Linked DNA regions of Homo sapiens: region 1 is linked to region 2. Evidence: chromatin loops called from intact Hi-C (ENCODE). Cell type or tissue: sigmoid colon. All regions are shown on one strand. Each heading gives the region's core, and the rest is flanking DNA. Links, peaks and the distances in the headings are about the cores only. Region 1 overlaps LINC02074 (long intergenic non-protein coding RNA 2074). Region 2 has its middle 69 kb from the start of LINC02074.

The links. Peaks named below come from ENCODE experiments on the same cell type or tissue, not always from the same donor. Only the 100,000 strongest peaks of a DNase experiment are listed, where the experiment ranks them.
Region 1: a loop joins it to region 2, with 4 times the contacts of the local background. A loop is called at or near these places in 2 of 110 quality-filtered maps.

Annotation. Positions count from the first base shown.
Region 1 is chr17:74,098,713-74,110,226 of GRCh38, forward strand. It overlaps LINC02074 (long intergenic non-protein coding RNA 2074), which reads right to left. Exons shown (of 5, transcript NR_184085.1): 2 at 8,168-8,269. Among named protein-coding and RNA genes, the nearest start is that of LINC02074, 8.4 kb to the right of the region's middle. In sigmoid colon, for the core only: no CTCF peak of the experiment used is centred there; no DNase peak of the experiment used is centred there; H3K27me3 peaks cover 3,441 bases.
Region 2 is chr17:74,038,084-74,049,597 of GRCh38, forward strand. No RefSeq gene overlaps it. Among named protein-coding and RNA genes, the nearest start is that of LINC02074, 69 kb to the right of the region's middle. RefSeq lists an enhancer at 3,082-3,582. In sigmoid colon, for the core only: no CTCF peak of the experiment used is centred there; a DNase peak (open chromatin) is centred at 4,848.

The sequences.
Region 1 (11,514 bases), core at 1,631-9,630, 60 kb after region 2:
CATTCATGCAGATGCACACTTACACATGCAACACTTTCACAATTCACCCACACATACTAACACTCAGACACATTCATTCTCACACGCACTCACTCAGACCACTTTCATTCACTTTCACACATTCACTCACACATGCACATTCACACACACACATTCAGTCACGTATGCTCTCACCCACACTCTGACTCAGTCTCACACATACTCAGATGTTGTCTCACATTCACACACATTCACACACTTGCTCACACACACACACGCACTCACATATGGTCCCACTCACACATACGCTCACACACATTTGCACACACACACGTGCTCACGTTCACACGCTTTCTCACATATGCTCTTACATACTCTCACACACACACTCCTCCGTCACGTAGTCTCTTTGAAGGTCCAGATGGTACCCCCCACTGCCTCCACACAGGCCTTACTGAGAGCACATTGTGGGTTTGCTCCCCTGGCTCCACAGGGGACACGGGGCCACCTGGCTGCATCTCCCTCCTGGCTGGGAAAGTCTCACACTGTCCCCTCCACTCCCCTCCAGGCAGGATCACCTTAGCCTGAGCATCCCAGTGGGAAAGATTCTGTCTTGTTTCTAAGGCCTCCAGAGAAAATGCCCAGGGAAAGCAAGGAGAGAGAAGAAGGTGTCTCTAAACTGCCTGGCAGCCAAAAGCACATCCTCAATGAAGGTGTCCCTGTCCCGTCGCCCTGCCTGAGAATTCCTAGACTGTGGTTGCAACTGTGCACCCCCAGACCATCTCTGCACCCTCTCTGAGTCCTTCTCTCCACCTGCTTGGTGGAAGTCAACATGCCTGCCTCGAGGGCCACCCAGGGGACACCAGGAGAGATCAAATGGCACCCAGCACAGAGCTGCCCACTCAGGGACAGGTCGACGAGGTCGACTCCATTTCCCTCCTGCAGAGATCACAGCTGGGAGATGGTGGACTCCCACGTGAAATCAGAGGAGAGCGATCCCTGGGCAGGGTCTGCCTTGTCAGCTGCATGATCTGTCCTGGCTGAGGCAGGGAACCTCGGATCATTACCACCCTCAAAGCTCACTCCCCAGAGTCCAAAAAGGAAAGCCACTTTAACTCCCCTGCGTGGTTTGGAAACCCAGACATCAAAGCCTTTCACTGCCTGTGGGCATTTTCTACCCCCTCCCTATGCTCGGCTCTTCATCCACCCTTCCTTCCCCCTGCAGGCCTCCTGGCCCTCCTCAGTGGGCCCCTATGCCTTTGCTCTTCTCCCTCCTGGAATGCCCTTCCCCTCCTCCGCTCAATCAACAAGACCTTTCCAACAGTCGTCTCTGCCATGAAACCCCTGCAAGCCACAGTCCCTCAACCCTGGTTCCTAACCAGGCCCTCCGCATACCCCCTAGCCTGTCCCATTGCCCCCGGCTGGATTTTGGCTTAGGATCTAGCTCCAAGAGACCCAGGTCCTGGAGGGCACAGGTCTTGTGTAGTGGACCCACTGCTACAGCCAGGCCTGGCTCAGTGGCAGGGCACATCCGGGGTCCCTTTGGATGGCACTGAAGAGGCCACGTGAACGGTTCCCTCATTCCCCTGGGAATCTGTCTGCTCTTGGTCTCCCTCCAAAACATCCACTTCTCCTTTCAGACACCATCCCTTTTCTGTTAGTTGATATTTATGGGTAATAAGCCAAGCACATCCAAGCCGAGGTGAAATGCCTCTTGAAATAAATACTCTCCCCAGCAAACAGGTCCATCCATCCAGGCAGGATGGGCTTTGCTGGCAGCCAGGGAAGGGCAGGCAGGAGCCCTGGGAGCAGGAGGGAGAAGGGGCTTCTGGGGACTCTGAGGGATGAAATAGGGTGGGGTACGGGGAGAGGTGGGCGCGTCACCGCATTTGGCACTGTCATCAAAAGTAGAAATGGAAGGTATCGCTTCTCAACCCCTCAGACTCCCATCACGGCAGAGATGAAGCAGGTCATTTTAAAGGCTGGCTCTGGAGTGGCAAAGACAGACCATGCAGTGCAGAAGCCTCTCTATGTAAGTGGGGAGGGTGAGGAGTCAAGGTCACTGAAAGTCAGCAAAGCCTCCGTCCATGAGTGCTGGGGCTAGGATGGTGCTAGGACATGAGGGGAGCCTGGGCCAGGCTGCAGAGGTCCAGGACATGGATGGGGCTGTCCATGTGAGCTGGGGCTCATCAGAGGTCATCAAGCCCCCTGCCTCACCTCTTAGCGGGACCACCTCACTAAACCCATCCTCAGTTTATGGCAGCCTCTCCTGGTGTCAGTTTCTTCTCAGGGAAAGGGTCATTCAGTGGGGCCGTGCAGGGCAACACTGAGCTCCACACCTAAGGGATGGAAAAATAACTCCAGCTTCTAAATATGTCCCCTCCCATGAGGACTGTAGCCTATTTCTACTTCCGGAGGTGACCTCTCCTCTGTTACAGATTCATAGGACCTGGTCCGTGCAGAGAGCTTCACCCCAACACACATTCTCAAGTACGGCAGATAAACAGGTATTCCAGAACACACACACGCACAGGCATGTATGCACTTACACATGTGCACATATACACATGCACATATATACATACACAAACATGCATGCACACATGTATACACTGTCAAACTGCTCATAGAGATCCAAAGCTCCACTTGCACAGCCACACAATGAAACAAAACAATCCCACACTTCGTTCCTACTCTTAACTGCCAGAAAAGCTGGGGGTACCTTTCAGATGCCAGGGACAAAACCAGGAAGACAGGCGAGGCTCTTCTTCACCCACCTAAATTCCTTCCGACCATTTCTCAAAGACCCACAGCCCAGCCTTTTCATGCTGCTGCCCTTCACTCTTGCAGGGGACACTCATGGAGCCTGAGACTGCCAACCTCTTCCCCAAAGCCCACGAATAGAATATGGAAGGAAGGAAGGAAGGCTCTTAGACAAAGAGGTCAGGGTCCACTTCTCCGTTTGATCTCCCCAGCTGCAAAGGGGCAGTTCAGAGCTTGCTAGGCCTGCCTGGCAGGGGAGGGGAATGAAGGGGTGAGAAGTGAAGCAGGCAGCCAGCAGTGGCCAGCATCCTCTGCGGCATGAATATCAGGTCATGAAATGCAATTAGGGCTGCTTGTGCCTAACCTCCCTTCCTCTGCAGCTCCCCGTGACTTGGCAGACTATTTGGAGGACGTTCCAAGCTCCATTAGTTTAGCATCCTTTGACCTTGAGGGTCTGCTACTGAGCACACATCCAACTGGCTGCCTTCCATCTGCACTGGGGCAAGTAGGGACCAGGCTTTGTCACTTTTCTGAAGACCAAGCTCTTGGCTGAACCAGTCTCCTGAGGGTCTCCATCATCCTCCCAGGCTACAAGTGCCTCTTGTGTTTCGAGCTGGTGAGACCTCCTCTGCCCCCAAGCTCTATGGCACCAAGATGACCTGCAAGCCACTCCTCTCCTACAGAGTGGACTCCTCCACACGGGAAAGGGCTAAGCAGCTTCCAGCCTTTTGTGGAGTAGGTGTTTGATAAGAAGTATTGCATTCGTGGATGAATAAACGCACAGCCCTGGAGGAGAAGCCTCTTCATGCTCATCTCCTTTATTTTCTTCTTTCCTTCTCCTCCTGAAAGTCATATCCTCTCCTGCCTGTAAGCTCAGGTGCTGTGTTCTACCTGCTTGCCACACTACTCTACTGAGCAGGCTCCCGCTGCTCTGGAGGACACACTCCAGTATCTGTTCTTTGCTTTCTTCTCATGTCATTTCCTTTTCCTCAGGTCCACTCGGGAGGAGTTAAGATCAGGATTGGAGGAGGGGCCCTGCCGGTCCTTCCTCCTCCACACACTCCTCACCTCACCCCGCAGCTGGATAGAATAGTGCCTCTAGCTGGCCTCGCAGTGTCCGGCTGTCATCCACTCGACAGTCCCCAGGGTGCTTCCGGCCCAGGACGCCAGGCTCTGCACGGGGATCTCCACCCCACCAACCCCGCTTGTTTTCTGCACATCCATACCATCCTGGCTGAGTCTGAGAACTGGCCACAATGAAATGCATGACAGAAGAGGAAAGAGCCTTCCCCAAATTGTCAGACTGAGCCCCAGCCTCAAGTACAGAGAAGGGGATAAGAGAATTTCACCCTTGGGTCTTCTCAGCCAAAACCTTCTAGCACTGGAGGCAAGAGGAGGAGAAGACAAAGAAGAAGGGATCCTCTTTTCCCCCAAAACCCGGTGCTGACTTGAGCTTCCCCAGCCCTGCCTCCCAGGACAGCATCTCACCTTTCAGACCTCTCCCTACCACCTCCTTCCTGCCCACTTAGAAACCTGCTCTAGGTTAACCCTGGAAAGGAACAGGTAAGTAATTCATACTAGAGTGTGTATTACTAGAGTATGAATCACTCAACAAGAACTTGATACTCTCGCCCCAGGTGTGTCTTCCTGTGACAGGGGCTGATGTTTTCGACCTGGGAAGGCAAGTAACTTCCATCTCCCATGCCCGGTCTAGCTGGCCCCGGCTGCCTAGAGCACCCCGGGAAGACTAGGAAAGTCTTCTGAAGCCACCTCTGGGCTCAATGAGAAAGAGTACGCTGATCAATTGGTGATGTCTGCCATGGACACAGGATGGGGAGAGTCCTAGTAGGTTCACTCGGTATTTGACATTCCAGATTTAATTCAAAAGGACTTATGTAGTGAAATTCCAGAACTGTACATGAGCCCTGCTCTAATTAGGCCAATGAGGTGAGCAAAGGCTGGCTTGGCCAATCCTGGCTGTTTCTCCCACTCCCCACCTGCCGCAGTTGGCTAAACTGAAATCAGAGAGAAGGATGCTCTGCTGCAGCCACTGGGCTCCCAAAACCCATGCAAGGCACACTGGAAAGATGGGCAACCACTGGGGTCAAGCAAGGCTGAACTCTCTCTGGGCCAAAAACCGGGTATGGATGAGTGGCCATGGAAGAACTCTGCCCTTCTCCGTTCAAGGTCAGGGTTGGGTGAGGTATGTTTCTGATTTGATTCCTCCAGCCTGAACAGTGGTTCTCAGATGTCACCGCACATGGAATCACTTAGGAAGCTTTTTAAAAACAGATACCTGCGCTTCAGCCCCAGAAATGCTGGCTTAACTGGTCTGGGGTGCAGCCTGGGCTTACAGAAATGTTAAAATCTCCCTACGATTCTAATCTTTCAGCCAAGGTCGAGGCCACTGGGCTGAGTTTTGAGAAATCGTTTAGGCCAGTGTTTCTGAAACTAATATTCATTCAAATCACCTGGGATTGTGTTAAAATGAAAACTTTTATTAGACTGGGGTGAGGGCCCAGAGTCTTCATCTATAACAAGCTCCCCAGTGATACTGATGCTGCTGGTTCTAGGACCACACTTTCAGGAGGAAGGATTTAGGCCACTGGTTCTCAGAGTGCAGTCCCCTGACCTGGCAGCCTCAATATCACCTAGGAGCTCCTTAGAAATGCACCTTCTTGCGTTCTATCCCAACCTACTGACTTGGGAACTTGGGGGCACACACAAGTGTGGGAACCAATGGTCACTGAGAGGGGCCAGTCTCCTGCTTCCAGGACACACCTGTTCCCCAGGTCTGCAGGATGCCTTCAGAAGAGCCCTCTTAGATACAGCTCCCTTCCTGGTCCAGCCAGATGTGTGTTTGAGGGGTGGTGAGAACAAGTGTAAAGGAATTAATGAGTCCATATGTCAATTTTTGGCCAGGAATAAATGCACACAGTAAATGCACAAACGTCTAGTTTTCCAACCCTGAGGGAGAAGGAAAAAAGACACCTGAAAAACACCAGCAATGGAGAGATGAAATTCAATTCCAAACTAAAAATACACATAATTTATCATTATCTAGAAGGAGATTGGGTGAAGGCCATTAGCGGGTATTTTCTGGTTGATGCTGCTCTCAACAGCATGAGTGGCGAGCCAGAAGGGTTACTGCCCTACATTTCCCTTTGCTGCAGTTACGCAGCAACAACTCCAATGCACAGAAGGCCCCATGCTGCTTCCTCCCACCAGAAATGATTTCCCATTATCTAGTGGCTGGTGGGTAGAGGGCATCAGGGCTCCAAAGGTACCAGCCTCCTGAGGGGCAAAGCCACCTCTATTTCTCAGAAAAAGAACTTAAACCCAGCAGGGCTGCTGCAGACAGACTACCCCGGGGGCAGGGGCCCAGGGGTGGTAGCGGGGATGGAGTACTTTTCCACAGCGTCCTGGCATCCTGGGTCTGCCCAGGAAACTCTAGGGGCTTGGGCTTGGTGGAGAGGAAGCAGGAGCCTCCAGGATGACTGTGGCTGTCCCCACCTGTCCACTTCCTGGGATGCAAGGAGGCTTTGCAGAAGAATGTAAGTGCTGTTGCCCTGACAGGCAGATGTGAATCGGAACTAACCTCAGAATACAGGGGAAGAGCCCAAGAGAGGAAGTGGCAAGTTTCATGTACGCCAACATCCTGGAGCACCTGCTGCATGCCAGGCACTGGGGACACAGTAAGGAATGGGACAGAGTTCCTGCCCTCGTGTTGCACGCAACCCAACAGCCACCTGGTCAAGCTGCCACAGATGTGTTCACTCATCGGTAAGGACCAGGATGCAGCCTAGCTGTTGGGTGGCAAGGACACCTGGCTCCTGGAGCTGCCATGATCCCAAATGACCTTCATCCCAGTCTCCAGGATGCTGGCTGCATTTCTCTTCCTGTTCTTTCCTGACAGTCTGGCTGCTCCCAGATCCCCATGAGGTTTCTGTCTTCGTATTGCCTTGTCTGTCCATAAACCCCATTACATGAAATAGCCTGTGTCAGCCTCCGGGCCTAACAACCTAAAGCACCTCTTATCAGCTGTAGGTCAATCCCTTAAAATGCTGTTATGAAGACAAAATGAAAACCAGTCAACAAAAATGAAGAGTTGAAGGCAGCAAGTAAATTCAGCAAATGGACCCTTTGGAGGACTGGCCATGGGGTGCACTGGATTTCAGGAAAATGACCTTTGGGAAATTGGGCTACCTCACCTCAAGCTCCATGGAGCCCCAGGTCGCTTTTGGTCTTGGGCAAAGTCTCTTCTGGAAGCCAGGCAGGTGCTCTGTTCCTCACTCAGCCCCACACCCTGTGGCTTCCCAGAAAAGACCTCATTCCAGCTGTAGATTATACCCAGCCTTGACTCACTGAAGAAGTTCAGAAAAGACTTTGGAGCCTCGAAGAATGGAAAGGGGAAGGAAGAGATGCCTGAGAGGACAGCCTGTGAATACTGTCCCCCAGCACCTATTTAAGCCACGCAGTGGCACCTCCTCCCCACAACAGCAGCCCCCAGAGAAAGCTCCAGCTGTCCCCAGCCCTTCTTTTCCTGCCTGATCACGCAGGGCTGTCAGGGCACCGGTTGGAGATGAGGGACAAGCCAGGGTGCGCACCTGGCCCACTAACAAGTCATCCCCCTCTCTGTGCAATGACAACCCTTGTCCTATGAATTACGTTTTTTTTTTTTAATAGCTTTTGACAAATGGGGTACGTATACACCATGGAATACTATGCAGTCATAAAAAGGAATGAGATCATGTCCTTTGCAGGGACATGGATGAAGCTGGAAGCTGTTATTCTCAGCAAACGAATGTAGGAGCAGAAAACCAAATACCGCATGTTCTCACAAGTGGAAGCTGAACAATGAGAACACATGGACATGGGCGGGGGGGGGGGGGGCCTGTTGGGAGTTGGGATGGGGAAAGAGAGAGCATTAGGAAACATAGCTAAAAAGAAAATAGCCAATGCATGCTGGGCTTAATATCTAGGTGGTGGGTTGACAGGTGCAGCAAACCACCATGGCACACATTTACCTACATAACAAACCTGCACATCCTGCCCATGTACTCCACAACTAAAAATTACAATTAAAAAATAAATAGCTTTTGACACCTGGTACTGCTCGTCACAATTAGTCCTAAGAGTCCCCAAACTCCAGCCAGTGGTATCCCTAATTATTGGTGAATTATTGAACACCAGTAATTCACTCTGCTTTCCTGAGCTCAATCTTTGAGGGCAGGAGATGGCAAAGGTCTAGGAAATGACTTAAGAATCCCGAAGGAGACCCAATCTGACCCCCTGCCAAGCCTCCCAAGTCTACCGTGATCAAGTTCCTGCTCTCACCTCCTCCCTGAGACTGCCTGGCCAGGGGTCATGGCAGCTGCCAGCTGCTGGGTAGAACAGAACCTTCCAGCCCTTTGACCCCACTCACCTGTTCTAAAAGGGAGCAGACGCAGTGTTCTCTCTCCCTGCTTCTCGCAAGGTCACGTGATCCCATTTCCACCCCTCTAGCTGCTCCCTCCTCGTTGTCTTTCTTTGAAAGAAAAAAAAAAAAGCAACCTTAATGAGGTATAACTTAAACATCATAATATTCACCACTTTAAGTGTACAATTCAACAAATTTTAATGAATGTGTCATCAAAATTGCTCCAATTTGATGGTCCTCTTCCTCTGCCTCTGGATAAGAGCTGGTCTTCGTGCCGCACCTTCTGTGCCCGCGACGACACGTGTCCAGACCTTGCCGCTGAGTTCCAGGGACCTCAAATGCGGGACGTCACAAATTCCACTCACCAAACGGACTCCTCCTCTGCACTCCCTACCATCGTGGATGACACTGTCACCCACCCAGTGCCCAAGCAGACACCACCCAGCCATGACCCACCATCCTTAACGGGCCTAGAGCTCATGCTCTGCTCTTGGGCGACGCTGGCCAAGGCCACCATCATCACTCTGAGCTGGGTTCCCACAGCGCTGCCACCTGGTCTTCCTTCCTGCAGTCCCAGCCACCCACCCCCACCTCCAGTTGGCCAGCAAAGGCATCTAAGACACACATGCCATCACGCTGTGCCCGGTTTAACATCTTTTTTGAGACAGGGTCCAACTCTGTCACCAAGGCTGGAGTGCAGTGGTGCAATCACAGCTCACTGCACCCTTGACCTTCTGGGCTCCAGCGATCCTCCTGCCTCCGCCTCCCGGGTAGCTAGGACCACAGGCATGCACCACCACACCTGGCTAATTCTTGTATTTTTTGTAGAGACAGGGTTTAGCCATGTTCCCAGGCTGGTCTTGAACTCCTGGGCTCAAATGATCCTCCCACCTCAGCCTCCCTAGTAGCTGAGACTACAGGTGCGTGCCACCAGGCCCAGCTTTTTTTTTTTTTTTTTTTTTTAATTTTTTGTAGAGATAGGGTTTTCCCATGTTGCCCAGGCTGGACTCAAACTCCTGTTCTCAAGTTATCCGCCTGTCTCAGCTTCCCAAAGGGCTGAGATTAGAGGTGTGAGCCACTGTGCCCAGCCTTCACATCATCCAGCAGCTCCAGTGCCTGGGGTAAGGTCCAGTCCCCATGCTAAGGCTCTGCTGCCAGGTGTTTGGCTGAGGTCCCCTTGTCACCTTTGGAAATGCAACAGTTGTGGGTGGCCCCAGTCTCTGTCCCAAGAACATCAGCCCAGACCCTTGGTCAGAAAAGACTCAGAACAGATTCAGAGAAGCCACCAGTTCTCTCTGCCTCACAGTGTCCCACTGGGTCTGCCAAGTCTAATTCCGAATTGTATGAACTGACCACTGGTTTGGGCATCGACTCGTCCAAGCTTCAGAGACAAACAGCACAGGTTTCTGGGGCCCTCACCGCGCTGTAGCTCCCTTACCTCATCCACGTGCCGGGACTAATCGACAGCTTAGCCTCCCCACTCTCACCGGTTGCATTAAGACAGAGAGAGAGCAGCTGGCTTTGCATCTCCAATGGGTTAAAAAAGAGAAGGCAATTCCATTTACAAAATAGGATTACAATTTTGCAGAATCCTGCTGGGGCCTGGGGGAAACTTTGAAAACACATTCATTTTGTTTCATCCTTATCAGAGCCACCTGCTCTCCCTTCCCCCACACCAGCCATCTTGATTACTCAGAGACCAAGGCATGAGCAGGAGCTGCTGGTACCCCAGCCTGCAAAGGTGTCGCTGGGGCTCCTCAGCCATTTGGACTCCTGGCTGGGAGGCTCACGTCCTCGGTCAATAAAGTGCCCCTCTGGAGAGACAGAGGCACCAGCAGCTTTCCCACCACAGCAGGCCTGCTGAGACCTTGGCCCCTCCCCGAGACCTCCACAGAACCCTGAACCTACAACTGAGGAGGAATTGATCTTCCTCTGAAACTGTTTGTCTACAGGAAAAAAGAAACAAGCCAAAGAAAAGCAAGGGCAAGGGAATCAAGTTATTGCGACAGGTGTTCGGGCTCCCGAAATAATAAACATGTTGGGTAAGTTGCAGTCTCACTGTGGAAGGACTCATCTTGATGCAAAGCCTTTCTTCCCTGCACCAGAGGGGGAAAAAAACCATAGTAAACAGGAGGTGGGGGAAATCAATTCCTCATGCACGTTGCTCATTGAATGAGGGAATCTCAACCCAACTCTGTCCTTTCCTGTCTTCTATTAACTTTGTCAATTTCCCACCTCCTGAGTTGCTGGCTTTGCATGATGAGGTGGGTGAAGGTTTGGGGAGGTGAGCTGGAGAAAGTTGATGGCCCCTTGGGCTGGGCCATGGCCTTTTAACTCTATTATGTTGGGATGGGGGGCTTTGTCTCCAGATTGGCTGCAAGAAATCACAGAAAATGAGGGACCTTAGAGAGCACCTATTTCAACCACCTTATTTTACAGATTAGGAAAATAAATCTCGGGGAGTTTAAGGTCTCACCCAAGGTTGTTTAGCCATGAGCCACAGAGGCAGCCCATAAAAGAGCTAAATGAATGGCGAGTCCAGTGGGCAGGTACTGCCCCGGAGCAGAGGGAAGCGCTTCTGCAGCTCCTTGGATTTTGTTGCCTGAGGTCGAATAAAGAACTCTTAAAGGGATAATGGCTCAGTAACTCAGGTGCTAAAGTAATGGAAGCGAGAGGGAAGATCACCTCCTGACTCTCAATCTCTGGGGGACAGGGGGCGGTGGGAACGAGAAAGAATTGATGGGGGCCTCCTCCTGTGTCCCTGAACAAACAGAGCACTTGCAAGAAAAGTGCTTAGGAACTAATCACCCCTACGAGTGGGAGGGGTGCCCTTCAGATGGTAAATCTCCCCATTACCAAGGACGCTTCCTTTATTGTGGATTCGCAGTCTCCTCAGAGAAGCATCCAAGGAGCTTGGCATCTCCCTTGCTCCTGGTGAGACCGGAAGGCAGGCTGGTCCCCAGCTCTTCAGAGTGGAGCTGGGAAGAGCTGCAGCTGCCCCAACGCTGGGAAGTCACCAGTCCTTAGGGTTGCTACGTTTAGCAGATGAAAATTCAGGATGGGCCAGGTGTGATGGCTCACACCTGTAATCCCAGCACTTTGGGAGGCCGAGGCAGGTAGATCACCTGAGGTCAGGAGTTCGAGACCAGCCTGGCCAACACGGTGAAACCCTGCCTCTACTAAAAATACAAAAATTAGCTGGGCGTGGTGGTGGGTGTCTGTAATCCCAGCTGCTCCGGAGGCTGAGGCAGGAGAATCACTTGAACCCGGGAGGCAGAAGTTGCTGTGAGCCAAGATCACGCCACTGCACTCCAGCCTGGGTGACAGAGCAAGACTCCATCTCAAAAAAAGAA
Region 2 (11,514 bases), core at 1,827-9,826:
GCCTGTAATCCCAGCACTTTGGGAGGCCGAGGCGGGCGGATCACAAGGTCAGGAGATCGAGACCATCCTGGCTAACATGGTGAAAACCCGTCTCTACTAAAAAATACAAAAACAAAAAAAAAGCCAGGCGTGGTGGCGGGTGCCTGTAGCCCCAGCTACTCGGGAGTCTAAGGCAGGTGAATGGCATGAACCTGGGAGGCGGAGGTTGCAGTGAGCCGAGATCTTGCCATTGCACTCCAGCCTGGGCAACAGATTGAGACTCTGTCTCAAAAAAAAAAAAAAAAACCAAACAAAATAAAAACTATCTATCTATCTATCTTTGAACTCGTGATTAGTAAGCGAAGTCAATGGGACAGTGGAGCATTCTTGGGGGCTTGGGGCCCCTGGGTGGGGGCCCCTCCCTCTGTTTCCACACCTCCCTGGGATGATTCTCAGCTGCTAACTCCACCTCCTCCAGCAACTGCTGCTGCCCTGCCATCCCCCTGTGGCAAACTGGGGTGCCAGAGGGTCATTGCGGAGGTGTGTACCCCATGGACCAAATTGTGAAGTGGGGCCCCAAGCATCTGTGGGCATCTGCAGTCACCCCACAGATATCCCCATACTGAAGGAGGGAAACTTACAACAAATATAAACATCATGATGGGTAGAAGAGAAAGACAGTAAGAGAAAGGAACAAGCTTTTTTTTTCCTTTTTGAGTAAGGATCCCTACATTTTCATTTTATTTATCTTTTATTTTTGTTTTTTTGTTTTGTTTTGTTTGTTGGTTTTTATTGAGACCAAGTCTCACTCTATTGCCCAGGCTGGAATGCAGTGGCCCAATCTCAGCTTACTGCAACCTCTGCCTCCCAGGTTCAAGCGATTCTCCCGCCTTAGCCTCCCAGGTAGCTGGGACTTCAGGCGTGTGCCATCATGCCCAGCTAATTTTTTTATTTTTTTTTAGTAGAGTCAGGGTTTCACTATGTTGGCCAGGCTGGTCTCAAATTCCTGACCTCAAGTGATCCTCCCACCTCGGCCTCCTAAAGTCCTGGGATTACAGGCGTGAGCCACCACACCCGGCCCCATTTTAAATTGGGCTCTACCAACTATGTAGCTGAGCCTGCCCACTGCTTTCAGGGCAGGTTTGGGGGTGCTTCACAGGGCTCCCCCAGCCCTCTGATCAGCTGTGACTACTACGTTCAATCATTTGACAGACACATCGAACCCTGCTATGTGCAAGGCTCTGGATGAGGTGATATGGGGGATGGAGGGATGGAAGTCACATACCCCTGAAAAAACCACAACCTCAGGGCTCGATTGCTCCCTCTCTGCAACTGTGCATGTGTTTTTAAATAATAAATGTAGAGAAAGAGATACTCATGCCAATGTCTCAAGCCTAAGCCCTGGCTGACATCTACTTAGCTGGGGAGGTGAGGAGAGAGTGACCCAGTGGGGGCAACTTGGTAGCAGTTCAGACCCAGCAGGATCAGCCTGGTCCTTAAGTGTAGAGTAGTTCAGTGGTGCTGCCCTGAGGTGGTTAAATATAAAAGAGCTAAATCAGAGCTAGTTAAGTTCCTGGTTCTGCTACTTACTATGTAACTTTTCGAGTTTATTAAAGTCTCAGCTTTTACTTTTCTCTGCCCTTGAATCAAGCAAACAAAAAATGTGGATTAAACAACATAGAATGGGCCGGGCATGGTGGCTTATGCCTGTCATCCCAGTACTTTGGGAGGCTGAGGCAGGCAGATCACCTGAGGTCAGGAGTTCGAGACCAGCCTGGCCAACATGGCGAAACCCCTTCTCTACTGAAAATATAAAAATTAGCCTGTTGTGGTGGCAGGAGCCTGTAATCCCAGCTACTCAGGAAGCTGCACCAGGAAAATGGCTTGAACCCAGGAGGTAGAGGTTGCATTGAGCTGAGATCACACCACTGCACTTCAGCCTGGGCGACAGAGGGAGATTCTGTCTCAAAAAAAAAAAAAAAAAAAAATGTAGAATGTCCATTAGCAGGTGTGCAGAAGCAGGAAGAGTGAGGGATGAGGAGAAGCCAACAGAGAGTGCATCAAATAGCATCCCTGCTGTGGCAACTGACCTCAGTTCTGCTGGGGAACCAGGCAGCATGGGCCTCGGAATCGCCCCCCAGAAGATCAGGAGGCTGAGACATTCATCCACCACCTCCCACCCCCAAGGATGTCAGCTCCCCTGCATTTCTGGGCTGCCATGCACTCCAGGTGGCAACCCCAGCAGCTGGAGGAAAAATCCAGAATATAAAAGGAAAGCACGCGATGGTGCCAGCCGTGGGAGCTTGTGAGTGTACCTGGACACTGCCCACCACAGCTAGGGCTGAAATTCCAAGTCAGCTGGAGGATATGACACAGGACACCAAACCATCTGCTTCCAAGGCCCAGCTATGACAGGGAGCTGGCCGGCGGGTGGGGCCCAGGCCTCCTCAGGGTGGTTACATACAACAGGATGGAGGCGAGAGGTTGCAGCAGGGCAGGCAAGAGCCAGCACTCACCAGTGGAGAGGAGGAGCCCACGCCTGTCCTAGAGCGAGCCCCGGCACCAACTCCAGCAACATCATCCTCAGGTTTTCCAGAGCCTGGTGTTCAGGCCCCTCCTTGGAACACCTGTGGGGACTGGGAGGGCAGCCCAGCAAGGCCCCACTGATCAACGCGGAGACTTCCCTGCTGGGTCTAGTTGATTTTCACCCAGCTTTCTGGGAGTAGAGCTGTTCCCAGAGCTTCCCTAAGCTTGTGCCCAGATGGCAAATCATGATCCTGCGAAACAGAAGGAGAAATGGTGCGCACATGTGAGCAGGTGAATGGATGCGGGGCCGAGGAGCCTTGCCTGAGTGCAGGACGGCTGGGCTCCACCCTCAGCTCTGCCCCCACCACGCTGTGTGATGTCCCAAGAGCTTGTGACAAGAGCTAACACTGATTGAGCACTCACTCTTTGCCAGGCACTACCCTGGGCGCCTTACAAGGGCGAATCCATTTAATCTCTGCATCGTCTCTACCCCCACTTTACAGATTAGCAGCCTGCAGAATAGAGACGTTAATTGGTTTGCCTAAGGGGACAGCTGGGATCCAGAGCCCTGTCTGATGCAAAGGCACATTCTTCTCTGTAAAATGGGCCCAAAGACCTCTGCTCTGATAACTGCACTGGGCTTTGGCCTTTAGTGAAATCAGCAAGTGGAAAGTGATTGGAAAGGAGAACGCAGACCACACCACACAGGCAAAGAACCACAGTGTGTGCTGACAATGGAGTTCCGCCTGAGCAGAAAGAGAATGGAAAGCGAGAAATGGAAGACAAACCTCAGCAGACTTCCAGGCATTGGGTTCCTGGCTTGCTCCTCCACCACCAGCTACTGTCACCACCCTAAGTCTAAGAGTCCATCACCTCCCATTCTCACCCCAGGGGAGATGGAACCAGTGGGCACAGCTGGTGGAGAAGGGCACTGATGGTGAGTACAGCCCATCAGAAGGCATTCCCCGGGGGATCCACAGCCACATTCCCCAGGCTTCTGAACCAGGACGCCCCAGAAGTTACAGTATGTGGCTTGTACGCTGACGACAGTGGTGATACAATGACAACAGGCCTGCAGACATCCACGGCTCTCCTGCCTGCCCAGCCCTGGAAGCCAGCCTCAGAGCCGGCTCATTCAGAATGGCCATGCCCTCCTAGGAGAAACACCTTCCTCTCTCTGTCCCTGCATGGGGTAAAAGGATCCAAACCCCCTAACAAAGATAGTTCCTGGGCCTGGCTGCACCCAAGCCCTAGCCAAACCCAGAGGCCGCCCGGGACCATTTTTTAATTCTTTTGCAATCAGCACTTTCCTTTCTTCATTTGCTGGTTGAATAATGCAGCCTGTAAGAAAAGGGCCCTCAGCACAATTCTGGTGCTCGTTTACAATGGAAATTGGGAAAACGGCGAAACGCGTACTGCAAAATGCATTTAAAAGAAGATGATTCAATTGGATTTGGCAGCTCCGATATTCAGGACCAGAAGGAGAAAATCTGTCTATGATTTGAACATGTATAATTAAGAAGAAAGCCTTAAGTACCGGGTGCATTTCTTAAGATGTCACCGGCTCTGTTGACTCCAGGCGTTTTGATCAGTGGTGTAGAGCATTTATTTCTGAAATCTGAATAGCTATGAGTGAGGCGCCTTTTTAAAACCAGCACTATGGAGCCAAGCCCTGACATGGCACAGCTCGTCAAATGGGGTGAAGGTAGAAGGAGCAAGGAGGGAGAGCAAAGGCCCCTCTGGACCCAGCTCTGATCCTCCCCCAGGGTGTACCCCCAAACCTTGCAGACCGAGGTTCAGGCAAAATTAGATCCATTTGGTGTGTCCTATTTTGGTTCTTCTGCTGCTGCCAATGGAAGTGCCAGCGCCCTGGGAACCGTTCCATCCTGAAAACAGAGAGCTTGCTTTGAATGTTGGAAATGTTTTAAAAAGGCAACTAGTATTGTGGAAAAAGCCATGCAGTGGTTACCAGAGGAAGGAGGCTCAAACCCCATCTCCACCCTGGCTAATTGTGGGAGCTTGGGCAGGTTACTTAGCCTCCCCCAGTCTCAGCATCCTCATCTCTAAAATGGTCTAAGTAATAGACTCTCCCTCATAAGACAGAACAATTAGACGAGGTTATCCGTACAAATCCCAGTATCTGACACGTGAGCAGTGCCCACTGTACGTGATTTATCGTTCTTATTATTCTCTTCAGCCCTCTCTCAAGCCACCCAAAATAACTGCATGAGCCCAACTCAGCTCACTCTCTGGGCCCTCCGAGAGTCTGCGTGGAAAGCAGGATGTCATGAAAAACCTCACTTGCAGTGCGAGATGACTCAGTGAGGGAGTTGCTGGCAGCCCAAAGCCTTCTCCATGGAGAGCTGGAGGCTTCGCAGGAATGACTCACAGGTGGCACAGTGGGACAGAAACCTGAGGCTGAGATGAGTCACATGACAATAGCTGTCATATGGCTTGTTGGCTCATCATCCTAAGCAGGACTGGAATCTTCTGAGATTTCTAGGGTCCCCTCTCTTTTCTCTTTCAGATGGGGAGAGGAAAGAGAAGGATGAGAAACTGGTGTGAGCCCTGGATGTTCTTCTTAGAGGCCTGGCCTACTCCAGGTAGAATGTGGCCAGACTGTGTTTGACAAAGCCACCCCTTCCCTCCACTCCCTAAGCTGCCCGCACTTTTCTTGGGGAGGGGAGGCAGGGAGGAAGGATGGGGGGAAGTCCAGGGGAGGAAAAGGAAGAATCTTTCATGCAGGAAATAGTTGCAGGTTTCATAACCACACATTCAGGACACACCTGTTGCAAGACTAAGGAGGAACTGATGCTCAGTACTCCCATGATGTCCAGCGGATGGGAGGCTAACCTGGCTGGTGTGGGTCCCACAATGCCAGAGCTGTTGGCCAACCACCAGGCTCACCAAGCAAGAAGACCCTGCAACAGGAATCAGAAGTCAAAGAGCACCCAGCCATGGACAAATGGGTGATACCAGGAGGGTCCCAGAGGTCACAGCCTGCTGGCAGGCTCTAGGGTTCCCAATGACCTCCATCAGATATGGGGGGCATCACCTGGCCTTCAGCAATGGACTGCTCCAAGGCCCCTGAGTGACCACACTCCCTGGGGCTCTGGCCAGTACCTCTCTACACATACAGGCAGCCCACCCTGTAGATGTACCCAGCCCTGATTCCCAAGGCCAGCAGCACGGCACCGTGTGACCCAAAGATTCTAGCCACCTGGTTCCTAGTGAGAAGCCACAGCCCCAAGTGGTCTGCTCATGTATCAGGGAAGAACTCCTTGCCAGCAAGAGTTACAGCTGGAAACATCAGGCACAGTCTCAGGCCAGTTCTGCACAGGTGGGGAAACTGAGGCTGGCCTTGGCTCAGCAGAGAGCTAAGGCACAGTGAGAATCCAACACTACCGTCATGCCTAGTTCTGGACCAGACCATCGGGCCACGCTGCCTGCCTGGATGCCAGGGTGTTGGAGTTAATGTAGATGGCTTCAAGTCCTCCAGCTCTACCCCTTGCCAGCTGTGCAGCCTTTGGAAAGTTACTTAGTTTCTCTTTGCTTCTGTTTCATCACCTGTAAATGGGGCCAAAGTGCTTTCCTCAGAGGTGTGCCAAGAATCTGGCCTGGCAGAGCAGGTACTAAGTAAATATTCACTTTCTTTCTTCTTCTTTTTTTTTTTTTTTTTTTTTTTGAGATGGAGTCTTACTCTGTCGTCCAGGCTGGAGTGTAGTTGCACAATCTTGGTTCACTGCAACCTCTGCCTCCCAGGTTCAAGTGATTCTCCTGCCTCAGCCTCCTGAGTAGTTGAGATTACAGGCACGTCCCACCATGCCCAGCTAATTTTTTTGTATTTTTAGTAGAGACGGGGTTTCACCATGTTAGCCAGGATGGTCTTGATCTCCTGACCTCATGATCCGCCTGTCTCAGCCTCCCAAAGTGCTGGAATTGCAGGTGCCACCATGCCCGGCCCCCCTTTTATTTTCTGAGTTTTTCACTGGTCCCATCTGCTTCCCTCTCCTTCCTCAAAGCTGCTTAAAGCTCAGCAACAGCCCTGCCTCTGAGATGGCTCAGCCTTTAGTGCCACGCATGCTCAGTGATACCCCCGTGAGTCTGACGGTGAGGACTTCGGCAATTGCATCTGACCTGGAGGTAAAGCCCAGAAATATAGGCAAGGAAATGCTCTGTGAATATTAAGGAAGGTCCAATAACTTCATCCCCTAAAAGACGTAAGAAGAGGCCCTTGGGTTTGCCACTTGACTGGGACTCACATCTCTGCCCCCTTTTGGCTGGGAATGAGTATGTGGCCAGTCTGGTCCATGAGACCCAAGGAATCTGTTGAAAGTCTACAGAAATGAACTGTCCTGCCTCATTTAAAAGAGCGAGGGAGAGAGTGAGAGAAGGGAGGCAAGGGGCAGCCCTTGCTGCCCCTGGCTATCTGTGCACATGGATGGGTGAAGACAGAGGCTTGGGGCTGCTGCCGCCATCTTTTTTTTTTTTTTTTGAGACGGATCTCGCTCTGTCGCCCAGGCTGGAGTGGCACGATCTCGGCTCACTGCAACCTCCACCTCCCAGGTTCAAGCAATTCTTTGCCTCAGCCTCCCAAATAGCTGGGATTACAGGCACATGCCACCATGTCTGGCTAGTTTTTGTATTTTCAGCAGAGATGGGGTTTCACCATCTTGGCCAGGCTGGTCTCAAACTCTTGACCTCATGATCCACCTGCCTCAGCCTCCCAAAGTGCTGGGATTACAGGTGTGAGCCACCGCACCTGGCTTGTTGCTATCTTTTAATGCAAAGGGAAGACTGAGAAAACTGCAAAGAGGCCGGCCAGAGCCCTGGCATCACCACACTGCTGAAGCCACCCCAGAGCACTCGCCTCCAGAGTCTTGTGTGAGGAAATAAATGATTTAAGTCCGTTCTAGCTGTATGTTGTTACTTGCAGCAGAGCACACCCCCTTTCCAAGCCCTAACGGGCACAGCTATCAAGTCAAGAGAGGAATACTGCCAGCGTTGGAAGGTTGCCATGAGAAGGTTCACATGACACCTGTGAATTGTGCAGCAGTGTGCAGCATGCAAAGGACGCCCACAACACGTGGCCCCTCTTCTCTTTAGCCAAACCTAAACTTCATGCCTCCAAAACCAACTAGTCCTATGAGGCAAAAAGGGCTCTTTCCGGAGCCCAGCCCAGGCGCCGAGGCAGCCACCCAGTGGCTGGGATTTAGAAGAAGCCTCACTGACTCAGCAGCAACAGAGCTTCTGCCTCCAGGCTCCGAATGCCACTGCCTGCCCAGAGGCCCAGGGAGACCGAGAGCAAACAAATGAGCTCTTCGAATGGCAGCGAAAGTGTCAAGGAAGTCAACCGCAGAGGCCATGAACATCTGACCCCTCCAGAAAGTGCTGGTGTGGAGAAATGCTAGTGCAGCTTCATTTTCAGCCTCTGATTTCATTAATAAGATAATGATGAGCCATTTAACTTTGCATCTGAAGAGTGAAGCAAATTACCTGTGTCTACATTGCTTAATGACGGAGGCACTAACAGGACCTTTGCCGCCTGCTGGAACCGAAACTGACCTATTGCAGGAGGCAATTTTATGCTCTTGGGTTTGCCACTTGACTGAAGCCATTCATCAGGCCGGGAACTCACCACCCTCCCCAACACACACTCCACATTAGCTCCGTGTCCTCTGCTGCACGCTGCCCCTCTCCCTAACGGACGCAGGCTTTTTTAACCCAATGATCCTGCTACCATTAGTTATTTCCCGGACATGAACCACTGGGCCCTCATTAGCCAACTCTCAGGTATCCAGGTGTGAATTTTCCACTTTGGCAATGTTTCCCCGGAGAAGTATTCATCTGAGCCAAGCCATGTCCTGGACTCCATCTTCCCATCAGCAGGAAATACCAACACCGCCCGTGGCCTTCTGAGCCAAAGATGATGAGAGAAATCAAGACGCAGCCAACCACAGAAGTCTTCCAAAGGCCAGAGAGGCTCTTTTGGATTTTTCATTGTTTCAGGTCCATAGATTTTTTCATTTCTTTTAATTAAAGTAGAAGTTCCATACAGTAAAACTCACGCTTTCTAAAAGGGAATGGCTCCGAGAGTTTTCACAAGTGCATACAGTTGTGTGGCCACCAAGACAGGCAAGACACAGAACAGTTCTGTCACCCCAGAGAGTTGCCTTGCACCTTCTATGGTCAACCTCTCCTCCCACTCCCAGCCCCTGGCCACCACTGATCTGTTTTCTTTCCCTATAGTTTGGCCTTTGCCATCATGTCATATACACTGGGAAGCCCTTTGATTCCAGCGTCTTTCACTTAATCACCTGCATTTAAGATGGATCCAGGCACTTTTGTGCATCAGTAGTTGGTTCTGTTTTGGTGCTGAGTAGAAGTTCACTGTATGGGCCGGGTGTGGTGGATCACGCCTGTAATCTCAACACTTTGGGAAGCCAAGGCGGGCGGATAACTTGAGGTCAGGAGTTCGAGACCAGCCTGGCCAACATGGTGAAACCCCCTCTCTACTAAAAATACAAAAAATTAGCTGGGCATGGTGGTGGGCACCTGTAATCCCAGCTACTCGGGAGGCTGAGGCAGGAGAATCGCTTGAACTTGGGAGGCAGAGGTTGCAGTGAGCCGAGATCACACCATTGCACTCCAGCCTGGGTGACAAGAGTGAAACACCATCTCAAAAAAAAAAGAAGTTCACTGTATAGACAAACCACAAGCTATGGATGAGGCCCAAGGGTGTTCACTGAGCACCCACCTACCCTGAGCCAGGTACTTGAACATACATTATTTCAATTAATCTGCAGGAAAAACTGTGAGGTAAGTACTCCTTTTTTTTTTTTTTTTTGAGATGGAGTTTTGCTCTTGTCGCCCAGGCTGGAGTGCAATGGCATGATCTCGGCTCACTGAAACCTCCGCCTCCCAGGTTCAAGTGATCCTCTTGCCTCAGCCTCCTGAGTAGCTGGGATGCCAGGCATGCGCCACCATGCCCAGTTAATTTTTTGTATTTTTAGTAGAGACGGGGTTTCACCATGTTGGTCAGACTGGTCTTGAACTCCCAGCCTCTGGTGATCTGCCGGCCTCAGCCTCCCAAAGTGCTGGGATTACGGGCATGAGCCACCACACCCAGCCAGTAGGTACTCCTCTATCTCCATTTTGGAGGTAAGAATAGGGCCATGCAGCTAGAAAAAGAAGGGATGGGCCAGGGACAGCCACGAGCACCATGGAGAGGCCATCCACTCCATCATTCATTCGTTGGACAAGCATCTCCTGGAGCCCTTTCGCAGGACAGGGCACAGTGCTGGGTGCAATGGGGAAGCACATACAGCCCTGCACAGAGGGGGTTACAGTCGAGGACTGTGCTTCCACCTGCCCTGCAGGGTGAGCCCACTGGACTTTCTTGTACCTGAGGCTGAAGACGCCACATTTGGTGAGTGTGTGGCCCACATAAGGTGATCCTCCTGGTATGTGTAGGGAGAGAAAAGACTCAGCCTTCTGTAAGACCCTGGGGAATCGGCAGCAGGAAGCGCAAGAAAGGCGATCGGAGACGTGTTTTCTCAGCACATTTGTGCTCTGAAAACAATGAAATTGCAGGTTTCACTAGACAGACATGCCAGCCACTGCCTGCAAGTAAATATAGCGATCCCTGAGGCTTGCTGCCCTCCAACACCAAGTCTCTGTCGTTTGGACTTGGGCCACAAAACCACAGAGAGGATGGTGGGGGGAGTAGCAGGGGTCGGGAGGAGGAAGTGGTCTAGGCATCACTTCCTGGCTTTTTCCATCCCTGTTCCAGGCACATGGCCCTGAGGCTCACCAACCTGCTGGGGAAGATGGCACCCACTTCATGGCCTGCCATTATCAGCCATACACACGCCTGGGGTCATCCTCTGACCGATACAGTGTAAGCAACAATTTGCTGGATGTATAGATTTCCAGGGGGAAGAGGCAGCAGTGGCTGTTGTCCCACAGCTCTGCCTAGGGGTGTGGGCTCCAGCGTTTTTGGCCTAGATCATAAGAGGGAATCCCTAAATAGAGGCTTTCAGGGTGGGGATGGAGAAGGCTCTGGCTCATTTCCTCCTGAGAGGCCCCCGGTAGAGCAGTCCACTGGGCTTCTGAAGGCTCCTCAGGAAAGTGCACAGTTTGTATTTGTTCTCAGCTCCTAGCCAAGTGCCTGGTTTAATAAGCAGCTTTTGAGCAATAATGAATGAATGAAAGGAAGAAGGGAAAGAGAAAGACAAGGAGAGAGGGGGAGAGGGAGGGAGAGAAAGAGAAACCCCTAGAGGCAATCCTTTCTGAGTTTCTTAGTAAACAGAGAAAAATCTTAAGCTTACCAGCTGGAGAAGAGCAGGAATTTGGGGTTCCAGTGCCGAACCCCCATTCTACCACCTGTTAGCTGCACAAGTTACTTTACTTTTCATAGACTCGGTTTCCTTGTCTATACGACAAGGATATGGATACTTCTCTCTCAGGGTCTGGGGGAGGATTACATGAGATCATTTTAGACCTCAGCCTAATGCCCGGCATGGAATAACCGCCAATCAAAAGTAGCTATTGCTGCTGCTCTTCTGACTTTAGCAAAAGAGGCCTCCTGGTTCTGGCCTGAAAGCAGGGCAGGCCATGCCGTGGCCGGGACCCCCTGGTGAGAATGGACCCTCTTGGAGACTCTGACTTCATTCCTGCCCAAGCTGCAGGACAGCTGTCCCTGCTGGCAGCTCCATGTGCATCTGGAACTCTCTGAGCACCAGGCTTTGTGTGTGTCTGGATTAATTGCTTTCTCCACCCCCGCATCTCTGCCCACCTGCAAGTGGGAGGCTGAGGTGACTGGGGACCTGCAGGTTTTGGTGGAGCCCCTGGCCCCTCAGGCCTGAGCTTGAGGAGAGATGGAGAAGGACTTTATTAAGATGGATGTCAGAGCTCCAGTCGGCCCTCATCCTGCAGCTTACGCTAAATTATTAAACGTCGGCAAGGACGCCAGGGGCTTTGCCATTTGTTAACAGATGGCTCTCAACT